2 separate regions of the Homo sapiens genome follow, and region 1 is linked to region 2. Evidence: chromatin loops called from intact Hi-C (ENCODE). Cell type or tissue: B cell. All regions are shown on one strand. Links, peaks and the distances in the headings refer to the core of each region. The heading gives the core; the rest is flanking DNA. Region 1 overlaps VAV3-AS1 (VAV3 antisense RNA 1). Region 2 overlaps LINC02785 (long intergenic non-protein coding RNA 2785).

Region 1 (5,389 bases), core at 331-5,330, 93 kb before region 2:
AGGAGTTATGAAAACCCTAGAGGGATTGTCACTGGGGATCACCCTAATTCAGATCACTGCCCACCAGAGGATCATTTAGTGTCAGTCCCTGTGAGGATGCCCTTTATACAATTGCCTTTGACTGATGCTAAATGGGTAGAAACCACTGCCATGTCATTTCTGTAGCAATTTCTGGATAATCACTTGGGGCCAACCCTGATTCAATATCTGACTTATAGAGCCCAAAAATGTTCTTTAAATTTGATCTTTAATGGAAAAAAGAAATAAGTGAAAAATATTTGGGGCACCTTAGTGGCAAACCATACCTGCTTCATGAAATATTAGTTTAGGCCTATTACATAGGTTTCATACAGTTGTGGTCTTGTTGAAGTATAATTCCTCCTCCCCAGAGATTAGGAGAGCTCTGATAGCAACAGCTATAAACAGGTCTTGATTCTGCTTTAAGGGTTGATTTTCCTTGTCCGAATTCATTCGTTCCCCTTCTAGGATTCCAATTCGTCTGTGACAATTACTTCATTTATGGGTCAATATTTATAGACAACCCTTTTTTTCTATTGCTAGAGAGTTAGGGGTAAATAAGACAGACAAAAATCTTATTCTTCACAGAGTTTGCAATTTCCTTCTGACTTTGTTCACTATCTAATGCTTTCTGAAAGTACACATCCAAAATAAAGCATGCTATTATTCCTAGCTGTAGAGAATGTATTTGTTATCCTTGTGATTGCCTTTTGGCCATGTGCACATTGGAACTTTGTGTCCAAAGCTGCACTTTCTCCCCTACCTGGTAAGAACAGCACCTACATTTATGTAAATGGCCACAGGGTCAGTGGCATTACAAGCCACATTTCCAGTTCCCTGAGCAGCCTCTCTTCCTGTTAAGACTGATGACACGAACCCCCTCATTGCTATTATACCTCAGTGCTCTCTCCTCCCTCCCAAGGTCCCTGACCCTTGTAGTTGCTCTCATGCTATTCCCTGCTGGAACAATTCCTCTTATTCTCTGAGTGCCACTAGGAAGAATGACACCTACCTCCAAGAAACTCTCACCCATCTCTGTACGCATTTGCACTTCTCTCTAAACCCATCTCAAAATCTGAGCCCAGAGAGGAGAATTTAAAATCAAAATTATGACTAAAGCAGCACAGAAAATACTTCTTTCTTTCCTCTAGTACACAGGTTACACTGTAGCTCAGAAATCAAGATAGGAGAGAATTTCAAGAAAGATAGGGTGATGGACTCAGAGAACTCGCTTCCATTTTGGCAGGTCCTCCGGTCCTCACACTGTCCCCACCCATGTATGAAAATCTAGAGCAAATCATTCTATACCTTCCTTTTTAAAAACCAAAGAAATATTCCCACTTGTATTCAATTGGATTCTGTTTATCTAAGACAATTTTTTTTTAAGAAAAGTATAGTGCTTAAAAGGATACCTACCTAGCCCTGCTGATACATTTTTGGTAGGGATACTTTTTTGAGTCATATACTTTTAGGCATAAACATTTCTATTATTTTCCTAATAATGTTTGAGCTAATAATTTCAGCCTCATTTAGGGAAGACTCCCTGTTTAACCTATCTAGACATCTTCTTTTCTTTTTTAACCAACATTAATTATAAAATTATAAGGAATCTTTCCAATTAAGAAAATGATGAATCAAATCAAACCTAAAAAATATTTCTTTAAAAATATTATTTTATGCTACAAAAATAACAGGGCTAAAGTCCAAGTCAAATAATTTTAAAATGAATGATTTCAAATGAAATAATATTTCCTTTCCAGAAGCACCGATGAAAAGTAAATGGTTTACTTCACTGAGGCTCCCAGGGGAAAAATAGTTACCCACAGTCATTATGTTTAATATTAGAAATAAATGCTGCTCTCAGTTTGAAGCTTGGTTCTTTTTCTAATTTTTAGGGAGTCAGAAGTTTAAATCTTTTATTAAAAATTTATATGGCAATTGCTACTCTCTTATTTTCTTTTTTCTCTTCCCCTTATCTTTCATACATTTTGTATAATAAGGAAGCAATTCCTCTGCTATTAAAAACTGCTTTTAACAAGAGACAGAGATGTTTTCAACTGCAAGAAGAAGTGACCGAATAATATATTTCATTTCAATGTAGAACAGAGAGATTTTGCTCAATGGTCAAGAAAAGTAAAATCCATTTCACTGAAACATAAAAATCGATTTTGTAGCTCTCGTGGCTCTACAGCAGTTAGGCTCTCATCAAGAACATGGTTTCACATTACAATTTATAAAGTTCACGGAGTGAGATCAAAAGGGTTTTTTCCCATAAAGTAAAACCGGTGCCCCCAAATTCCCACCAACACATGTTTAAAGAAAACTTTCATGTCAACATGGATTACCTTATCTTGATTTATTTTAGATGCGGAATTTGTAACTTCAATTAAATAAGGAATAAATATTCAATTATGAAGTTTTTTAAACCCTGAGGCTTCGATGTAGAAGGAAAGTAATAAATTAATCCAATAGAACAAAGATTACACATTGCTATCTTCTGACTCTACCTAATTATCTCAGAATATAAAGTGCATCAGAAATTCAACAGAGAGTTAGGAAGAATTATCAGGATATACAGTGATTAGTAATTAATATACTCCCTAAATGAAAGTGAGTTTTGCACAGTTTCTATGTGAATAGTTATCATTTCGATTCTTAGTGAAATTTCATGCATAATATCTAAAGTTCTGAATCTCTGGAAGTGAAAAGAAAAAATGCTCTCCCTTAAAAATAAACTGGTTTTGGCTGAGTGCAGCGGCTCACACTTCTAATCCTAGCATTTCGGGAGGCTGAGGCGGGTGGATCATTTGAGCCCAGGAGTTCAAGACCAGCCTGGGCAACATGGCAAAACCCCGACTCTACTAAAAATACAAAAATTACCCAGGCGTGGTGGTGCACACCTGTAGTCCCAGCTCCTCAAGGGGCTGAGGCCAGAGGATCACTTGAACCCATTAGGTCGAGGCTGCAGCAAGCTCCAATCTTGCCACTGCACTCCAGCCCGGGTGACAGAGTGAGACCCTGTCTCAAAAAAAAAAAAAATTAAATAAACAAAAATAAAAAATAAACTCGTTTTAATCAGTATTCATCCAAATCTGCAAATTCCAAGAATGAACTTTAACAGCACTCCAGCCTGGGTGACAGAGTGAGACCCTGTCTCAAATAAATAAATAAATAAAAATTAAAAATAAACTGGTTTTCATCAGTATTCATCCAAATCTGCTAAATTCTGAGAAAGAACTTTAACAGCAGAGTTGACATTCCCTTTCTATATTCAGAGAAATTGTAAGTACAAAATAATTGTGTGCAGCCCAGTTCTACCCTTTCCATCCAAAAATGACCCAGGAAATTTCCCACGGAATGGCTCCTCTTCTCAATTTCCTTCCCATTTTAGCCAAATAGCTGGTCATAATGATGTTTGCTTGCTGAAGCAATGTCGTAAGTTCCAGCAAGAGTCCACCAGCTCAATATAACGGTAAACACAGGAGACTGAGAGCAGAAAACCAGGGTTCTAGTTCAGCCTCCCTTACATCTGGCTGTATGACATGGGATAATCTCTTGGATCTTGGTGGGTTTTTGTTTGCTTGTTTGTTTTGTTGTGTTTTGTTGTTTTCCTACTAAGTAAATTGGGCTAGATTATTTGTAAAGTTTGTCCCAATGCAAAATTCTGGTTCTATAGGCACTCCCACTCTCTCTCAGTCCATTAGACTCAAAATTATGGAAAATTTGACTACATTGTTTTCCTCCAAATTATCACCAAGCATTGTCTGTTTGTTTTCATCTTTGCCTTATCCTCTTAGGCATGGTCTGTAACTTTGTTAAATTCATTCTTCCCACGCTGTCTACTTCTCATCAGATTTCCTAGCTCTGAATCTTCAGTGGTTCCTCGTAGCCTACCCTATTGTAGACTCTTCATAAAAGATGATAATATAATACACTGTGTGAAATAACTTGGCTCCAATTCATCAATCCGACCTTATTTTCCACTTCTCCAATACAGCAGAGACCATTGGCTCTTTTCTACTCCAACCTTCTATTTGCCGTTGTCCTTCATCTTAAAACTACTCATTCTCACTCCCATTCTTAGCCTGTCAAATAAACTTCTACACGTTTTTCAAACTCTTTATTCAAGTACTCAAGACTTCCTGCCTTCAACTAGTATGATGTAGCATAGCATAGTGGTTACAGATGCCTTTACTGAAGCCAGATTGCCTAGGTTCTGGCTAGGTTCAACTCCTGGTTCTGTCACTTGCTAGTTCTGGAAATTTGGATGTGTTATCTCATCTTCCTGTGCTTTGGTCTACAGAGTGGGGATAAAGTAGACCCCTATTGAAACCTATTGGATTGAGTTGCTATGAGGTTAATAAGTTAATATGTGTAAAGTACTTGGAACAGTGCCCAGCACACAGTAGGCACGCTGAAAGCGTTTGCATTCATCAATACACCAGCTCCCTGTGGCATGCTTTGTCGGTAGCATATATTAAGGCACATGTATTTTTTTTTTTTTTTCTGACAGAGTCTCACTGTTGCCCAGGCTGGAGTGCAGTGGGACAATCTCATGGCAACCTCCGCCTCCTGGGTTCAAGCGATTCTCCTGCCTCAGCCTCCCGAGTAGCTGGGATTACAGGCATGTGCCACCACACCCGGCTAATTTTGTATTTTTTTTAGTAGAGACGGGGTTTCTCCATGTTGGTCAGGCTGGTCTCAAACTCCTGATCTCAGGTGATCCGCCCGCCTCGGCCTCCCAAAGTGCTGGGATTACAGGCGTGAGCCACTGCGCCCAGCCAAGACACATGTATTTACTTGTCTCTACCACTCGCTTCTATCTCTCTTAAATAGTTAGAAAGTAAAGGGGAAAACAAGTATGATGCCACTGTTATTCCCACCCTCTCCATGGGCACAGAGTACTGTTCAAACTCTTGGGGTTTACAACCAGAGAGAGAAATATGAAACTGTGGAGAGAAGCCATAATGATAATTAAAGGTTTGGAAAGTGATGATTAGGAGGAAAGACTAAAGAACAAGGACTAATAACCCCAGAAAAGAAAAGATGACAGTTACTTGCATAAAGGTCTTTAAAATACAAAAGGCCCTTGAAAACTCCCTGGTAATTGTTTGCTGTTCACATTTGACTATTAACTGCCTTAGGTTTTAACCATAGCCTTTCTTCTTCCTTTCCCTCTCCATAGCTGCTTTTATGTCATTCTCATTCTGGTCCCACTGCCTGGCTTACCTTAACCATATGCCAGGCAGTCATATGTATTATTCAGATTCCTCACTACAATTCTGGAAGGCGGATTTTATTAAGCTTTTTTAATTAAAGCTGATGACGATTAGTTAAATTGGCCACAGTCATGAACCCAAGCCAGTAAGTA
Region 2 (5,389 bases), core at 196-5,195:
GCAGTTCGTTTTCTAGGAATGTTCACTGATAAGACCCTTCCCCTTGCCTTACCATAAATAGTTACTTAAAGATCCTCCAATAATAAAAACCTCCCCTGCCAGTGCTTCTGCATACCAATCTACCCTCCTTAAGTGATAAAACTTGCTGCAAATCCCAGATTAGAGAGACAGATTTGAGTTATCCTCCTGTCTTCTTATAGGTGGACCTCACAACAAATCTTTTCTTTCCTCAAAAACTGGTGCCATATCATTGGCTTCTATGTGCATCAGACAGCAAGCCCATTGCTCAATGACGTTCTGACTACTACATTTCCTCAGTTCTAAGATGTCAAGTGCAAGACACATTTTTCATCTAAAAGTCATTTTAGAGGGTTTGGTGAGAAACCCAGCACACTGAAAGTACACCAAATTGTAAGGTGCATCTTTATTTCAGAGATATTAGCTTATTAACAACTACTCATCTTAAAATTGAGGAAATGTGATTTCCTTTTACCTTTGAATTTTTGTCACCTATAACAAAACTTCCCTTGTTGCAAACAAACCTGTAGAAGGGATAGCGTTACTGATATGGCAAACAGACATGCCACAACTCTAAGATCCCAAACCTTCTAAATGGTGATCAGATCGGTATGAGTACTTCAGTCATGCTGTGGATAAGAGAAACTTCTGTGGACCTTTCTAAGATCCCTATCTGATTCTCTATCAGTCATGTTGTGGACAAGAGAAACTTATGTGGACCTTACTAAGATCCCTATCTATTCTCTATTTATAAAGCATTCTTTGAGTGAAAAAAATTGTTTCCAGGCAAAGAGAAAATAACCTTCTTTCCTGATCCTCTAGAACTCTCTTTGTTACTTTGGTGACAGTGTCTGGAGTATATGAAAGAAGGGAATTCATGATACAGAGAGGATTTCACTCCCATCTGTTAGATTGGTGGTTCTCTAGTGCATCAGAATTACCTGGAGGGGATGTTATCCCACACATTTTGGACCCCACTCCAGAGTTCCAGAAGTGGTTAAGGTAGAGATGGGACCCCAGCATTTGCATTTCTAACAAGTTTCCAGGTGATGCTAAGGCAGCCAGTCCTGGAACTACACTTTGAGAATCACTGCTGTGGAGGCTTATTGGCCACAGGCCACGTGGTTTGCAAGAGGATAGAACTCCCTGTCTTGGGGACATCTGTCTTTTAGATTTGGTGATAAGCATAGGTTGACCTTTGTATGGATAAGGCATTCATAAGTCAGATGTTTCCATCCTTAAGGACCCATGCTTATCTATCCTACAGTTTTAACACAGCTTACCTATTTGCTTGTTTTGTTGTTGTTGTTGTTGTTTTTAAAGAATGAGTTTTAGATGATCGTCTTCCATTACTAAACTTCAGAGGAATAAAGTATAGGTTGCTTTTATCCAAGGGAAGAGAGGATGCTTAGCCAATTATTTCTTCCAATAGCTTTTGTTTTTATTATCTTGTCATTCAATAATCAATAGCCAGTGAAGAAAAATGAAAATTGTTGACTTCTGGAAGTCAGGAGTATTTTTATTATTACATACTGTTCATGACAGTTTTTAAAACAAATCTCATACAGTAACAAATAATCCCACTAGCTGTGTATAACCCCTAAATTGTAGGAAGAAATAGGCAACCGCAGGAGATTTGGAACCCACACGTTTCCCTCACCTCCTCTCCACAGGGCTTTGCCTTCCAGTGTCTACTTGGCCTTCCAGTGTCAGACAGCTTCTTGCACCTGACCCACTCAGCTGAGGACACAGATGTCAAAAAAAAAATCATAAATACAGAATTCCAGAAAATTTTACCAATATGTTATATTTGCTGTGGTTGCTTTATAGATTTTTAAAAATTATTGGTCCAGTAACAGGTCTGAAATTTAACCCTTCTCCTGCTTTTGAAGCATTTTTTAGGTAAGTAGTTTTCATGCTTTGATGTATATCATCAGAATTACCTGGGTGGTGGATCTGGAAATGTGTATTTTTAAAGTTGGTGTTTTTATTAATAGACTTTATTTTTTAGAACAGTTTTAGACTTACAGAAAATTAAGGCAATAATACAGAAGGTTATCCACACACACACATAGAGTTTCCCCTATTAACATCTTACATTAGTATGGTACCTTTGTTGCAATTAAGGAACCGATATTAATATATTATTATTAACAAAAGGCAATAGTTTACTTCAATTTCCTTAGATTTTACCTAATGCCTTTTTTCTGTTCTAGAATCCAATTCAGGATCCCATATTGTGTGTTTAGTTAATATGTCTCCTTATGCTGCTCTTGGCTGTGACCATTTCTCAGACTTCCCTTGTTTTTGGTGATCTTGACAGTTTTAAGGAGTACTGTAATATTCAAGTGTTTTGTAGAATTGCCCTATATTGGAATTTGTCTGATGTATTAGTCTCGAGTTATGAGTTTGGGGAAGGAGGATCACAGAGGTAAAGAACCACTGTCATCATAGTCTATAAAGGGTACATGTTGTCACATGACTTATGGGTGTGGTTGACCTTGAGCATTTGGCTTCAGTAGTATTAGACAGATTTCTACGTCGTAACGTTACTCTTTCATTTCCCCTTTTCATAACGTATTCATTGGAAGGAAGTCACTATATGCAGCCCACACCTAAGGAATGGGGAGTTATGCTCCCCCTCCATTAGGATGTAATCTACATAATTTGGAGTTTTCCTGCATAGGAGATTTATCTCCTCTCTATAATTTATTGCTTTATTCAATAATTTCTTTATGTCAGTATGGACTCATAGATATTTATTTTATACTTTGGGTTATACTCTAAAGTGACTTTATTTATGTTGTTTCTCAAAATATGCTAGCTTTGGCCAGTGGGAGCTCTTTCAGTTAGCTCATGTACACTTTTGACGTACCCCATCTGTGTGTGTGTGTGTGTGTGTCTGTGTGTGTGTGTGTGTGTTGAGTATTTACTTACCTTCTGGCACTACAAAATGCTCTACAGTCATTTCATGTAGTCACTGCCCCAGTCCTAGAATCAACCATTTCTCCAAATAGCCCTGGCGCCTTTTATTGAAGAATAGTATAAGAAACCAAGATTTGAGTGCTTGGTGTGCTCCTTACTACTGGATGTCATTTCTTTTACACCTTGTCAGCTCACAGAGCAAAGAAATACATGTGCATATAAGAAGCTGTGTGTGTAAATATACAGCTTGGAAACACCTGTATCTACTTTAAGTTAAACATGAGTTCTTACCGATGTCATCAACTCTACTCCATTACCACATGGATCATTCTCTCACTTACCTATCATCTCCCACTCAAACAGTAAGGAACCTGGCTCCCACCATCTGCAAATTCTTTTACAAAAAATTAATTGTTCAATTCCAGCAGACATGTATAGCAGTATCAGAATTGTTAATACTTCCATGAGAAACAACTTTTTAAAATAAAATACACTACTTAATGTGCCTTTAGCCTTATACACCCCATTCATTTCCAAAGTTACCTATGTCAGTGCCTTTTCTCCCTTCAGGGAATGAAATATTATTATGATATATATAATTATAATAAAAATATTATATATATAATTATAATAAAAATATTATTATTATTTGTTTTTTGAGATGGAGTCTCACTCTGTCTCCCAGGCTGGAGTGCAGTGGCACAGTCTCAGCTCACTGCAACCTTCGCCACCTGGGTTCAAGCAATTCTCCTGCCTCAGCCTCCCAAGTAGCTGGGATTGCAGGTGGCTGCCACCACGCCCAGCTAATTTTTGTAGTTTTAGTAGACACGGGTTTCATCACATTGGCCGGGCTGGTCTTGAAGTCCTGACCTCAGGTGATCCACCTGCCTAGGTCTCTCAAAGTGCTGGGAGTGAGGGCATTTTATACATTTATAATACAATTAGATTCTCTTGCCACAGTCTGCATTTTCTCCTGGGATCCCTGACCTCCTAAATTATTTATTAAATTTGCATACATTAAGGCTTATTCTTTATGTTGTAAAGTCATATGGGTTTTGACAAATGCATAATATCATGTATATATTGTCACAGTATCATACAAGATAGTTTTACTGCCCTAAAACATCCCTGTACTTCATGTATTCATGCTTTCTCCCACCCCAAGTCCTGGACAAACCACTGATCTTTTTATTGTCTATACGGATTTGTCCTTTCCAGAATGTCATACAGTTGGAATGAGAAAGTAGCCTTTTTAGACTGGCATCTTTCACTTACCTGTATGCATTTAAGCTTCCTCCATGTTCTTTTGTAGTTTGATAGCTAATTTCTTTTTATTGCTAAATGATATTCCATTGTATGGATCTACCACAGTTTGGTTATCCATCCATCTATTAAAGGACATCTTTATTATTTCTAGGTTTTACAATTATAAGTAAAGCTGCTATAAACATCTGCGTGCAGGTTTGTGAACATAAGCTTTCAGCTCAATTGAGTAAATACCCAGGAGTATGATTGCTGAATAGTATGATAAGATTATGTTTAGCTTTGTAAGAAACTGCCTGTCTTCCAAAGTGGCTGTACCATTTTGCATTCCCACTAGCAATCAATAAGAGTTTCTGTTGCTCTGCATCCTCACGATCATTTAGTGTTATTGGGTTTGTTTTTTAAAAGATATTAGTCACTCTAACATATGTGTAGTGATATACCATTGTTTTAATTTGCAATTCCCTAATGATGCATGATGTTAGAGCATCTTTTTATGTACTTCTTTGCATATATCCACTTTTGTAGTGTCTGGAAATTTGTATTTTTTAACGATTCTTCTGAATGATTCTGATGAAGACCAAAATTAAAGGGCCATTATTCCAGACTCATCATTTGCCACTCACCTCAACTTAGCCACTTGCCTCCAATTATAGCATCTTAGATACCAATAGGGACTCTTTCCCCTTTACCTCACTTCACAGCGAAACATTTTGGTCTTTAAATTTTCACCACTTATAATGAGCAATCTATTTGAATAGGAGGGTGATCTATTCCCAAAGGCCTAAAAGGGAGGTAAACATGAGGATGCCTATATCTGAGGATGGGCTAAAGTTTATACTTGCAGCTTATGGACTCACTAATTTTTACAATTTGATGAATTCTTACTCACTGAAGTTTGATTCTATGGGCCATGGTCATCTGGCCCACCTATCCAGGATCTCTCCATGTGAGGATAGCGGGTGCCATAGCTTTTGATTCACAATTCAGAACACATGATTTTTCTATGAAATTATAGATCTTTAATAAATGAGAATGTTTAAGTCCATTTGTAAACAGCATAGCACACAATCTAGAATAAGGCTTAAAACTCGAGTAGAAAACAGGTAGTTTCACTATAAACATCAATCGTTGGACATTGACCACTGAATCCAATGCTGTTTCTCTTTTTTCTTCTAAGAAG

What was found. Peaks named below come from ENCODE experiments on the same cell type or tissue, not always from the same donor. Only the 100,000 strongest peaks of a DNase experiment are listed, where the experiment ranks them.
Region 1: a loop joins it to region 2, with 2.4 times the contacts of the local background. A loop is called at or near these places in 1 of 110 quality-filtered maps.

The regions. Positions count from the first base shown.
Region 1 is chr1:107,979,205-107,984,593 of GRCh38, forward strand. All of the region lies in intron 1 of VAV3-AS1 (VAV3 antisense RNA 1), which reads left to right. Among named protein-coding and RNA genes, the nearest start is that of VAV3, 17 kb to the left of the region's middle. In B cell, for the core only: no CTCF peak of the experiment used is centred there; no DNase peak of the experiment used is centred there.
Region 2 is chr1:108,072,702-108,078,090 of GRCh38, forward strand. It overlaps LINC02785 (long intergenic non-protein coding RNA 2785), which reads left to right. Exons shown (of 4, transcript XR_001738173.3): 4 at 1,692-2,690. Among named protein-coding and RNA genes, the nearest start is that of LINC02785, 11 kb to the left of the region's middle. In B cell, for the core only: no CTCF peak of the experiment used is centred there; a DNase peak (open chromatin) is centred at 2,520; H3K27ac peaks cover 2,544 bases.